Regions from separate parts of the Mus musculus genome. Here regions 1 and 3 are each linked to region 2. A link is a contact called in ENCODE POLR2A ChIA-PET data. All regions are on one chromosome and are shown on one strand. Each heading gives the region's core, a stretch centred on a gene start or an enhancer-like site at or near the end of the contact. The rest is flanking DNA. Distances are from core to core; before and after follow the strand shown. Region 1 holds the start of Gnpnat1 (glucosamine-phosphate N-acetyltransferase 1). Region 2 holds the start of Ddhd1 (DDHD domain containing 1). Region 3 holds the start of Styx (serine/threonine/tyrosine interaction protein).

Region 1 (3,791 bases), core at 229-2,728, 270 kb before region 2:
GGACTGTGTGGGACTCAAGGACAGCAGGCTACCCAGTCACACCTATCTCAAACACACACACACTTTAAAACTAATTATTGGAGTTGATTAAACATGGAGATTTTTTTAAAAAGCTGGTTCTAAGGTACCCCTCTCTACTACTCCCCCCCCCACCCAAGTTCAAGGCTAGCCCCTGCTACACAGGCTGTTTTATCAAAACAAAACTACAAGAAGCCTTCATTCTGTAGCACTTAAAGGTCACCACCTAACTTCCTCTCTAAGTTTGGTTGTAAACTCTAACTAAAAGCCCCTCCCCCTCTACCCAGTAGGGTTTAACTTCTAAATTAGCATTTGTTTACAATGCTTGAGTATTGCCTAAGCCCTAGTCCAGTGAACCTCTAGTCAATGAATAATGAATGACGTAAGGTATTATCTAGAAATCACATTTCAGAAAGTCATGTAGAAAAAAAGATTGCCACATGGCCACAAGTGAGAAGACAAAAGACATACACCCAACTTCAAGTTTGGTTTCCCAGCCTCTGAATGAGTCTGGATATAGATGGGGAGCGGCTGCTTCCTGAAAAACAGCGGAGCAACAAGTAGGAAGATTGAAGACCAGGATTCACACATTTCTAAACATGATCTGCAGCCAAATCAAACTCGCTGTGATAGGTTACAGGTAGACAGACAGATAAGTAGACAGCTCCGAGTATCTTCATGAAAGGTAGTATTTCATGAAGCAAGAAGTCTTTCCCGTTAGTGTACTTAATCTACACGATCTGATTAGCCCCAAGTCTAGTTGCACAGTTGGGAGCACCGAGTTTCCAAGACTAGCCCTAAGGTTAGTTAACACTCATCAACAAATGAGTGGCCTGGAATGAGGATCCTCTCATTTTCCCATAGAGCATTACTGCAGGAAAGTCAACAGATGACAATCTTTGCATCATGGAATCTGTTTGAATCATACAATTCCTACCTTAATGAATCCATTTCCTGAGACCTACTCTTGGATTAATTAATCCCAAACAAACCCCCATTTATTTTTTTACAGGAACAAATTTTATGCTTGCCTTACATAAACATTAGCTCTAACACATAATAGAAACCACACAGTTGGTGTTTCTAGAGGTTCAAGTTCTAGGTTCCCCCACCCCAGGTTTCATACAGTCTGCGCAGCTGGGGCTCTTCAGAGCCGGTGCTTGTCTTCAGCGGCTCTGACCGCTACACCCGTAAAAGGGAACCGAGGGTTCGCGCCCTTTCATAGGGACGGCGGCAGAAAAGGTGAGGACCGTCCCCCATTCCCACGCCACGGACACTCCTAGGCCCTCCAAGACCCTGCCCGGCCAGACTGCCGGGCATCAAGCTTTGCCGCCCGGCTCCCGGGCAGGGCGTCTCAGCCTCTGCGGTCCCAAGCCCGCCAGCCCTCGCGTCCCAGCCCCAGGCCGCCTCACCGCACTGGAGCGGACCACGCTCCAGTCCCGGCGCGTCAGTCTCCCTGCGGGTCAAAGCGCCGCCGCATCCGGATCCGGCTGCAGCTCCAGCCCCGCCCCCCGTGCGCCCCCACGCGCCGCAGCCGGAACCGCCAGGCCAAACGTGGCCGGACCAACGCCTCTGCCCTGCCCCGCCCTCACGCACCGCTGCGCACGCGGAGGCACGGCCACGCACACCACTCCTGGGCTCCGGAGGCGAGGCGGGGCGGGGCGGGGCGGGGCGTGGGGCAAAGACCAGGGGCAAAGCTTGCGTCATCAGTTTACCTTCCAGACTTGCCTTTCGCTCACTGCACGAGAGTACCACCGTCGCTCTCACACCTTATCTGAAAATAAAGCCATAGGAGTATAAGCAGCCTACCGCGATGACCGGTGTGGGTTCCTTTCATTCTCCGAGCCCTAAGGCTCCTACCCTGTCAGTCCCATCGTCCCCCTCCCTCACTTGCATGCAGTCCATTAACAGGACTGGTGATTACATCTCCTGATTGTCAAATGTCTGAGACAAGGCTGGGCTTCTGTCTTCTAGAAACTGAGCTGGAACCACTCACCCTTGAGCTCTCTTGAGCTTTCCACTGCAGCCCTTTGCTTCCTATGACACCCGGAACATTTCAGCTTACTCTGGGCAAGAAGTGGCTACGTTCTCCAGGCAGTGAAGAGTGGGGTAGAGGCCAGGGCCCTGAAAGCATCTTACAGTATACAGCAAATACTGTGCTTGTTCTGTAATCTCAGTCCTGGGAAGGTTCCTACCTCCAGTGTCTCTCTCTTAAGTGTCATTTAGTGTCATCTGACAAGTGAGGAAGCAGAGATTTGGAGATATACATACATACATACATACATTCACACACACACACACACAGCGAGTGTGTGTGTGTGTGTGTGTGTGTGTGTGTGTAGTACTTGGTGCATGCCTTTAATTCCAGCACTAGAGACCAGAGGCTTTGTGCATCTCTGTGAGTTCAAGACAGTTCTACACAATTAGATCAAATACAGCCCCGAATATGTAGAGAAATGCTGTCACTAGATAGATAGATAGATAGATAGATAGATAGATAGATAGATAGATAGGGGAGGAGGAAGAAATGTCTTGAATATACCAAGACGTATACCACTTCCATCTCTGAACTCATTAAAATATTTGTTTTTTTTAAAGATTTATTTATTATATGTAAGTACACTGTAGCTGTCCTCAGACACACCAGAAGAGGGAGTCAGTTCTTGTTACAGATGGTTGTGAGCCACCATGTGGTTGCTGGGATTTGAACTCTGGACCTTTGGAAGAGCAGTCGGGTGCTCTTACCCACTGAGCCATCCCGCCAGCCAAAATATTTGTTTTTTAATGTCTTACTACATTATTTTGCTTATTTTAAAACTTGCAGCATCAGAGAAATACAGAATAAAAAGTCATGTGTCCCCATGGCTTCGCCTGTAGAATTAACATTATGTTAACAGCTTGGTAGAAATGTCTTCGGATTATGTGAATTTCCTTTGCTGTGCTTCCATTTTACTTGTGGCTTTGAACATTTGTGACACAGCTTCCTAATCTTTGGTGGTATCTGGTACCTAATCTGACACTGTGACGGTCTAATAAAGCAATACAAATAAAACATTCAACATGTATCCTGGCCTGTAATATGTGCTTAAGATGCTAGTTTGTGTACATGTATGTGTGTGTAGAAGGAATAAACTACAGTATGGTGAAATGAGGAACATCTACCCAAATTCCAGTGCAACAAAACCTGTTAGTTAACTGCATGTCTTACTCAGAAATGGCAGCGTAATTACTCGATGCAATCTCATAGGGGCCCAGACCACCCTGTCACAAAAATACTATACTCTGAAATAAATCATATCTTTAATGAAAAGAGACTAGAAAATCACAGGTAGACCTTTACCGATTAACTCAGGCTGATGTTCCACTCACAATGACTGGCCAATTAGTAAACACAGCCTTGCCTAAAACTGCTAGCTAACTGGAACAGGGCATAGTTAGTGAGCACCGCTACGTCTTTTACAATCCCCTGTCTCTCCTTTCACTCAGGGCAGCACAATACATGTGAACTGTATTCTGAATTTATATGGTGGATATCTCCCCACATCAGTGCAGCCATTCACCCGCTGACCACGTGTTGTGCCCTCTGCATATCAAGCGTTGTAGTGTTGGGATAACATATTTGCTAAGGTGCTACGCTCTCCGGTCGAGTCAACTGGACAAGCCGAAAGGCTTAAAAGTCACTCATGAGGCAAAAGAGTTTCAAGGAAGCTCTTCTCCTGGAGTCTAGCATTCCCTACCCATACAGTAATTTTTCATTCCCGCGTTCCATTCCT
Region 2 (3,617 bases), core at 619-3,118:
CTACTAAATAAACCGAAAGGAAGCTAAGCCATCAATACACATAATTAATATAGATCAGAATAAATAATATAAGATGTATAGAGGGCCAAAAGATCAGGAAAAGACATTTGAGTAAGGGCACTGAAGCCCATAAAGTTAATACTGTATGGTACAAATTATTGATGGCCAATAACTTGTTACTACTACATATCATATATATTAATAACTGCTGCATGCCACGTCAGATTATGGATTACCCTTCCTCATTCTGATTTTAAACCTACCCGTGTTGCCTAAAGCATCGTTCAGACCTTTATGACAGTCCCATTTAACAGATGTGAAAACCGAGGTCGTGCAATTTTTCTAGGTTAAGAAGCAAAAGTAAAAATATGTAAAAAGGACCCAAGAGATATGAAAACATTCTATACAGAGGGTACGGACCCACTTCGCACTGCCACTTCCTGCAGTTCTTTCCTCTTGTGCCCAACACATCCACTGTGAATAACACATTGTAACTCTCCTTTCCCGTCAGGGCTTTTCTCTTCTCAGGTTTTAAGCTGAACTGTTGATTCTCATAAAAACACTCAAGCATTTCCACTCACTCCAGGACATGTTATTTAAATCACAGGAGCTTCAGGAGACACGAGACCGAATCAGATATCCAGGTGGACAAAGCCCCTGGTACGGTCAAGAAACTAAAGCTACTGGCTTGGGGATCCGTTCCTGGATACCCTCCAGGGGATGGCAGCAGCACTCTACTCACCCAGGAGGCACAATCCCCGGCGGAATCCTCCCCTCCTGACCCCGCTAGCAGCTTGGGCGCTGCCATCTGCTCTTTTACCCTTCACCTGCCGAGGCACCCCGCGCAACCTGCATCCTAACCCGAGGCAGGCATCGCGGGGGCAACCGAACCCCCAAACGCCGTCCAGCGCGCGCCGAGCCTGGCCCGCCCCTGGCCAGCCACTTACGGTTCCAGTACACCGGGTAGCACTCTCCTTGAGTGACATCCACCTCGTAGAGGCCGCCGCGCACGCACACCGGCTCGATGGTCACCAGCTCCTCCATCTCCGGCTCAGGCCCCGCCGCGCGCGGGCAGAAGCCGCAGGCGCTGTCCTCCTCGTCTTCCTCCCCGAAGCTGGAGCTTGGGCCACACACCCGGTCTCCATCGCGGCCCGCCGCCCGGGCCTGGGCGCCCGTGGTCTGCAGCAGGGTCCGGAAGGCGAGCTCGATGCGCAGAGAGTCGTAGCCGATGAAGGGCTTCCAGGTCTTCTTGTCTTCCTTGTAGAACCAGCGCACCTCCTCGGGGCCCAGCTCCGTCACCACCTCGTAGCGGTGCCGGGCGGCTGCGCCGCCGGGCCGGGCGCGCTTCCTGTCCCCGGGGCCCCCTCCCGCCGCCCCGCCGCCCCCCGAGTTCTGGGCGACGAGCGGCGGCGGAGGCGAAGAAGAGCTGCCGCCGCCCGCGCTCTCGCCCTCGCTGTAGTAGCGCAACGACGAGCCGGACTCGGCCGAGCTGAAGTCGTAGGTCTCGTCGCTGAGGCACGGGTCCAGAGCCAGGTGGCTCAGGTCGTCGGCGCCCGGTGCCAGGTGCAGCGGCTCGGCGCGCAGCAGCGACAGCGGCACGCTGTCGCCCGGCTGGTGCTCGAAGCAGCAGCCGCCGCCGCCGAACACGCCCGCCGCGTCCGAGCCCAGCTCCCAGGCACCGCCGCCGCGGCCGTTACGCTCGGGGCTCCGTGGGGCGCCGCGGCCCGGGTAGTTCATGCCGCCGGCGCTTCCGCCACACGCGCATCCGACGCCGCCGCCCTCTCGGCCCGGACTTTATAATCTTTCAAATCCCGAGCAGGGCAGCAGCTGCGGCCGAGGCGACTCCGCCTCCCCGCCGGCCCCCGGCCGCCGCAGCGCCGTTCCGGGGCCCGCCCCATTGTTACGCAGCCCTGCGTGGGCGGGGCCACAGGGGCCCCGCCCCCAGCCGCGCGCGCCTCCCCGGAAGGCCCGAGGACTCTGCTGGAGCTCCCGTTTGGCGCTAGGCTGTACGTAGTCTTCCGCGCCTGGAAGCGGGGGTCAGACGGGGTCGCGGCGGTCTCGGCATCCGTGGAGCCCCTGCCTCACGACTTTCGACGCAGTGGCTCCGCCCCCTCGCTTCCACGCCCCTGGATGCCAGCCGCAGTGAGGCTCTCGCCCACTCATCTTTACACTTTCGGGTCATGAGCCCCGTGGGTGATTCAGCTGTATGCCCAGAGGGGCCCTGGAAGTTGCTAGCTCACGTTCCTGGCTTTAGGCCTGCTTTCAGCATCCGAAAGACCTGCTCGGTCACCTGGTTTGGCCCTTTCCCAACCTTCAGCCCATTCATACAGAAGGCACCCCACCTCTACGCCTGCTGCTCACCTGGGCACGACCACTCCCACTTACAAAACTGGCGTCCTAGAGTCACTGTGCCAGTTCTTTAGATTGCTTGCCCTCTTGTCCTTATGCTTCCTGTTCTTTCTGTAGTGCAGTAAGGCCTTGGATGGAAACCAAGTCCCTATGTCTTAGTCTTTTCCCACAGTCTGTGCGCATTCGATGTACCTTGGTTATAACTAACTGGTCTTGCCAGCCTTGTGTGGTAGATTATTAGACTGAAAGAGGAAAAAAAAAAAAACAAAAACCTAGGTTCTAAACTCAGCTTTGCCACCTCCAGGCAAGTCACTTAATCTCCTTTATCTATTTGTCTTATTCCTTGCTATAAGTAGGAGATCGTTGCACCGGACGGTCTCTAGTAATTCTATGGCTTTTAAGCCTTCCCAAGTTTGGTTTGGTTTTTGTTTTTAGTATAACTCTGATTCTGTAACTCACTTCCTGGTTTCAGGGAGACACGGAGGCTCTGTTATGTTAGACTTCCAAGACAGAGTAAAGAGAAGACAGAGACCAGAGTCTGACCTCAACAGATGGACAGTTTATTTCAAACAAAGAAGGAAAGACACTCTCCGGAGGGAAATGGGTGTCTTAGAAGGGAGTAAACTAGCTGGGGCCCTTTATAGAGGCAAGTGGGTGGCTTGGAAATGAAATTCTTGCAGCCATAGAGCTATGTGTCGGTCTATGATGTACCTTTCCTGGAATTATCTGTTTTATTAAAAGGCAGTTCATTTTGGGGAACAGGCTGCCCCAGCAGAGATTATTTGGACTGTGGCTGACTGATGAGTTTGGTCAAGGTCAGCTGTAACTTCATAGAAATCCTGTTTTATAGCTGAGGCACTCTGTCACCTCAGACCATTCTCTTAAATTGAAAAAAAAATTCATTTTATAAACCCATCCTATCTTGAGAAAACAATCTCCAATCTTGCTCTTACTTCAAGAACAGACAGTCTTCACTGTTAATGTTTACTTTGTGGAAACAGGTCAGTAGGGCAAGTTGTCTTGCTCTCAGGATGTAACCTGTCAGAGAGCCTTCAAAGTCATTATTTCAATCAGGCTCATCTCTGTTGTGCCCTGTGCTTTTGGAGGGATCTGTTGGAAGGCCCTGCTTTCTATGGGCAGATGATACTGTTGCAATTCATGATAAATAGAGGAACATGGGTGGTATTTTCTACCATAACGACTGGATTGGCTGGATAATCTTGCTCAGTGAGCAGTCTGTCCACTTGTACATTACAGCCCCACTAACA
Region 3 (3,697 bases), core at 260-2,759, 310 kb before region 2:
CTTCAGTTTCATAAATACCAAAGGACTAACCATAAATGATCCAGCTAGGTATGTAATTCTTCTTTTCTCTCTCTCTCTCTCTCTCTCTCTCTCTCTCTCTCTCTCTCTCTCCCTCCCTCCCTCCCTCCCTCCCTCCCTCCCTTTCTCTCTCTCTCTCTCTCTCTCTCTCTCTCTCTTTGGTTTTTCGAGACAGGGTTTCTCTGTGTAGCCCTGGCTGTCCTGGAACTCACTCTGTAGACCAGGCTGGCCTCGAACTCAGAAATCTGCCTGCCTCTGCCTCCCAAGTGCTGGAATTAAAAGGGTATGCCACCACTGCCCAGCTTCCCCTTTCTTTTTGAGACAAGGTCTCACTATGTACCCCTGGCTGGCCTGGGACACTTACTGTGTGGGTTAGGCCAGTCTCAACTCACAGACATTTTCTTGCCTCTCCTGAGTGGTGGAATTAAAGGCATTTACCACAATACTTGCCATTGGATTATTTTTTAATTAAAAATTACTAGCAGGGTATTCTGTGCCTTTTGTAATTCTTAAAGCTGGATAATAGTTTATGTAACACTAGAGAGCATAGACCATCTAATTAGCCACCTAATTTTTGAACAGCTATCCTGTATATTGAACATGCATTACATATATGACAACATGAAAAGAGTTAAGAGGAAATCCAAGTTAAACACGCGGTCCTTCCACTTTAAAGGATTTTTTTTTTTTTTTTTTTTGATAATGACAGTCCTGAGGTCTCTAGGAAGTAGTGTTAAAATACAGTGAAAAGTAGTGATAGTCTTAGTTACACACTTTGCAGCCTTCAGTGATTCCTTCAGTGAGACCAAAGGTGGTTCAGAAGTTCAAACCAGGCCTTTAATCATTTCATCTCAGAACTCTTGTAAATTTGAGGACCAGCCTGGTGTACATAGCGAGACCCTGAAGAAGGTATATTCTTCAAAAATTATTAACTCTAACGCCAGCTCCTCACACAATCATCTTTTATGTTGAAAAATAGGCTCGGAGAAATCTTAAAGAGTACCGAATACAATTTAGTAAGTAAACTATCATTTACATTTCTGATGACTTTTTTTAAGAATCATTTTCTTGAAATTTTCTGGATAATTTGAGTTGTTAACACTCCGGAGTATACCTAAGAGGCCACTTTCTACTTTGTTTAAAGATGATGGGTATCTCGGGGTTTTTTGTTTTTGTTTTTTTCGTAGTCTAACATGAATTTAAGCTGAACTCTTCCTGTTTGGTTATGACTTCCCCCACGGATTGGATCGAGCAGCATTCCTCTGAGTGTGGAGGACACTTTGAAGGGACGGACTCCCATCCCATTTGGGAAGGCCTTGGCCCCGACCGCTCCTCCCCTACGGCCGCAGCTCCGCCCTGCGGGAAGCTCCTCCCCCCGCGTCTGCGCGCTCGCGGACGGGCGGGGCGGAGGCGCGCTGACACCTGGCGGCGGGGGCGGGCCGTCGGCGAGCGTGGGCTGGGATTGGCTGGGCCGCGTGGGCTGGGGCGGGAGGAGACGGTTATGGGCTCGTGCCTGGGTCGGATCCCGGCTCTCTGAGGGGCGCGGAGACCTGCGGGAGGGACACGGCCGCAGCATGGCGGCCGGCAGCGCACCGCCCTGCCCTCCGCCTTCCTGTCGCAGCCGCTTGGATCCTGTGGTCCGCGAGTGCTTGCTGTGAGCCTGCCGCGCGTCAGCCCCCCCACCGCTCGCCCGCCCGCCCGCCCTCCTTCCCTTGTCGCCTCTGCCAGCCCGGAGGGCGGCCGGGCGCACCGCGCCCACCCACCGGGGCCCTGGGACCATGGAGGACGTGAAACTGGAGTTCCCCTCGCTCCCGCAGTGCAAAGACGACGCCGAGGTGAGTGCCCGGCGGCCCGCCCTGCCGCGGGCAGCCCCCGGGTCTCCGGCCAAGCAGCGCCTCTGGCCCAACTGTCCCAGACTCTTCCCTTTCCCCTTGGGCGTGAAGGGGCGTCAGTGAGGTCCTCCTCCCGCGGGACCCTATCGGAGGAGCCAACCCGGAGAGTACTCTTGACCACTCGCCTCGGCGTTGAGGCTTTTCGTGAACACAGACTCTTCCTTACCAGAGCAACACGCTGTGGAGTTGTTTTTAATCTGAGCTTGATGTTAGATTCACATGCGGGACACATAGCCAGCCCCACGTGTGGAATAGATCGGAGGCGTGAACTCTGGAATTGCACCCCTCTAATAGTACTCAAGTCAAAAACCAACCACCACCACTACCAAAAAACCCACAAAAAACGATGACTAGCGTGGGGCGGGGGGGGGGGGGGAGTAGAAAAGCTAAGCTTCTTTGAATTTGAAAATTTTTAGTAACAAATCTTGCCTGTACTATCGAGAGCAAAATTCTCCCAATTTATGATTTAAGGGTTCTTTTCACCCCACCTTGATTTTTTTCTTTACCTAACATCTGTTGCAAATATTTTATGGTACCAGAAACTGTTAAGTTAGAGTTTGCCAGAGGCTAAAATTAGTGACAAGGATTCTTACCTGTGACACTTAATAGGATCAAAAAAGGATTCTAGAGTTTTGCTTGTGTGTTTGATATAAGTCCTGGCTGTCCTGGAACTCACTAGACGAGGCTGGCCTGAAACCCAAAGAGATCCACCTGCTTCTGTACCCCAAATGCTGGGATTGAAGGTGTACACCCCTTAATCTCTCAGTGTTTTAAAGGTATTTGGGACTACTCTTGGCTGGCACACTTGTAACCCCTCTACTTGGGAGGTGGAAGGAGAAAGGAGGGGTCACTGTAGCCTTGGTTCTATAGCAAATTTGAGACCAGTCTCAGTTACAGATGAGATGGAGACTTTATACCAAATGCTCAATTCTATTGAATGTCTTCATTTGATTCAGATCACTTTTTTGTATTTGTTTTGTTGTGATGGTGGGTTTTTGAGAAAGGGTTTCTTTGTAGCCCTGGCTGTCCTGGAACTTTGTAAGACAAGGTCTTGTGTACCCAGGAATGTCCCCTGTTCTCCCAAGTGACTTACTGTCATTTGAAGGATTCTCTTTCTTATTTGTAGTAGTGATGGTTGAGGCATACATAATATACATACATGCACAAAAGCAAAACACTAATACATGTAAAGTAATAAAAATCTCTAAATAAAATTCTGGGGACAGATAAGATTCTTTAAATAGAATTTAAAATAGAAGTATAAATAAAAATAGACACAATGTTAATACTTTTGTTTTAACAGAACACTTTTAAATTTTTTCTTTAATAAGAATCTGTTTGGGGAATGCCAGGGCCAAAAAGCGGGAGTGGGGGGGAGGGTATGGGGGACTTTTGGGATAGCATTGGAAATGTAAATGAGGAAAATACCTAATTTAAAAAAATCTGTTTATAAAATTGGTCTTTATAGCCGGGCATGATGGTACATGCTTTTAATTCTAGCACTTGGGAGGCAGGGGCAAATGGATCTCAGAGTTGCAGGCAAGCCAGATCTACAAAGCAAGTTCCAGGACAGCCAGGGCTACACAAAGAATCCTTTTCTCAAAAATTAATTAATTAATTAATTAATTAAAAAATAAAATCGTGTTTTTATAAAAAGCTATTAGGGGGTCAGGGGCAGGATCTAATCTAAGCCGGCTTCGAACTCACAGGGATCCACCTGTCTCTGTCTCCTGAATATTGAAATTAAAGGTGTGCTACTATGCCCAGCTTGAAAGAAGTTTTTAAAG

The links. ChIA-PET counts read pairs that join two places held with the same protein, here RNA polymerase II (POLR2A).
Region 1: POLR2A ChIA-PET joins it to region 2 with 13 read pairs in embryonic stem cell. The contact joins the promoter of Gnpnat1 here to the promoter of Ddhd1 in region 2. POLR2A ChIA-PET finds 5 or more read pairs at or near these places in 3 of 5 experiments (Patski and embryonic stem cell).
Region 3: POLR2A ChIA-PET joins it to region 2 with 12 read pairs in embryonic stem cell. The contact joins the promoter of Styx here to the promoter of Ddhd1 in region 2. POLR2A ChIA-PET finds 5 or more read pairs at or near these places in 3 of 5 experiments (Patski and embryonic stem cell).

Annotation. Positions count from the first base shown.
Region 1 is chr14:45,387,318-45,391,108 of GRCm38, forward strand. Gnpnat1 (glucosamine-phosphate N-acetyltransferase 1) reads right to left here and starts at 1,479. Exons shown (of 6, transcript NM_019425.2): 1 at 1,431-1,479.
Region 2 is chr14:45,656,275-45,659,891 of GRCm38, forward strand. It overlaps Ddhd1 (DDHD domain containing 1), which reads right to left and starts at 1,869. Exons shown (of 14, transcript NM_001042719.2): 1 at 948-1,869. The coding sequence starts at 1,737. Mir5131 (microRNA 5131) reads right to left here and starts at 1,779; the gene lies at 1,687-1,779.
Region 3 is chr14:45,349,677-45,353,373 of GRCm38, forward strand. It overlaps Styx (serine/threonine/tyrosine interaction protein), which reads left to right and starts at 1,510. Exons shown (of 11, transcript NM_019637.3): 1 at 1,510-1,853. The coding sequence starts at 1,797.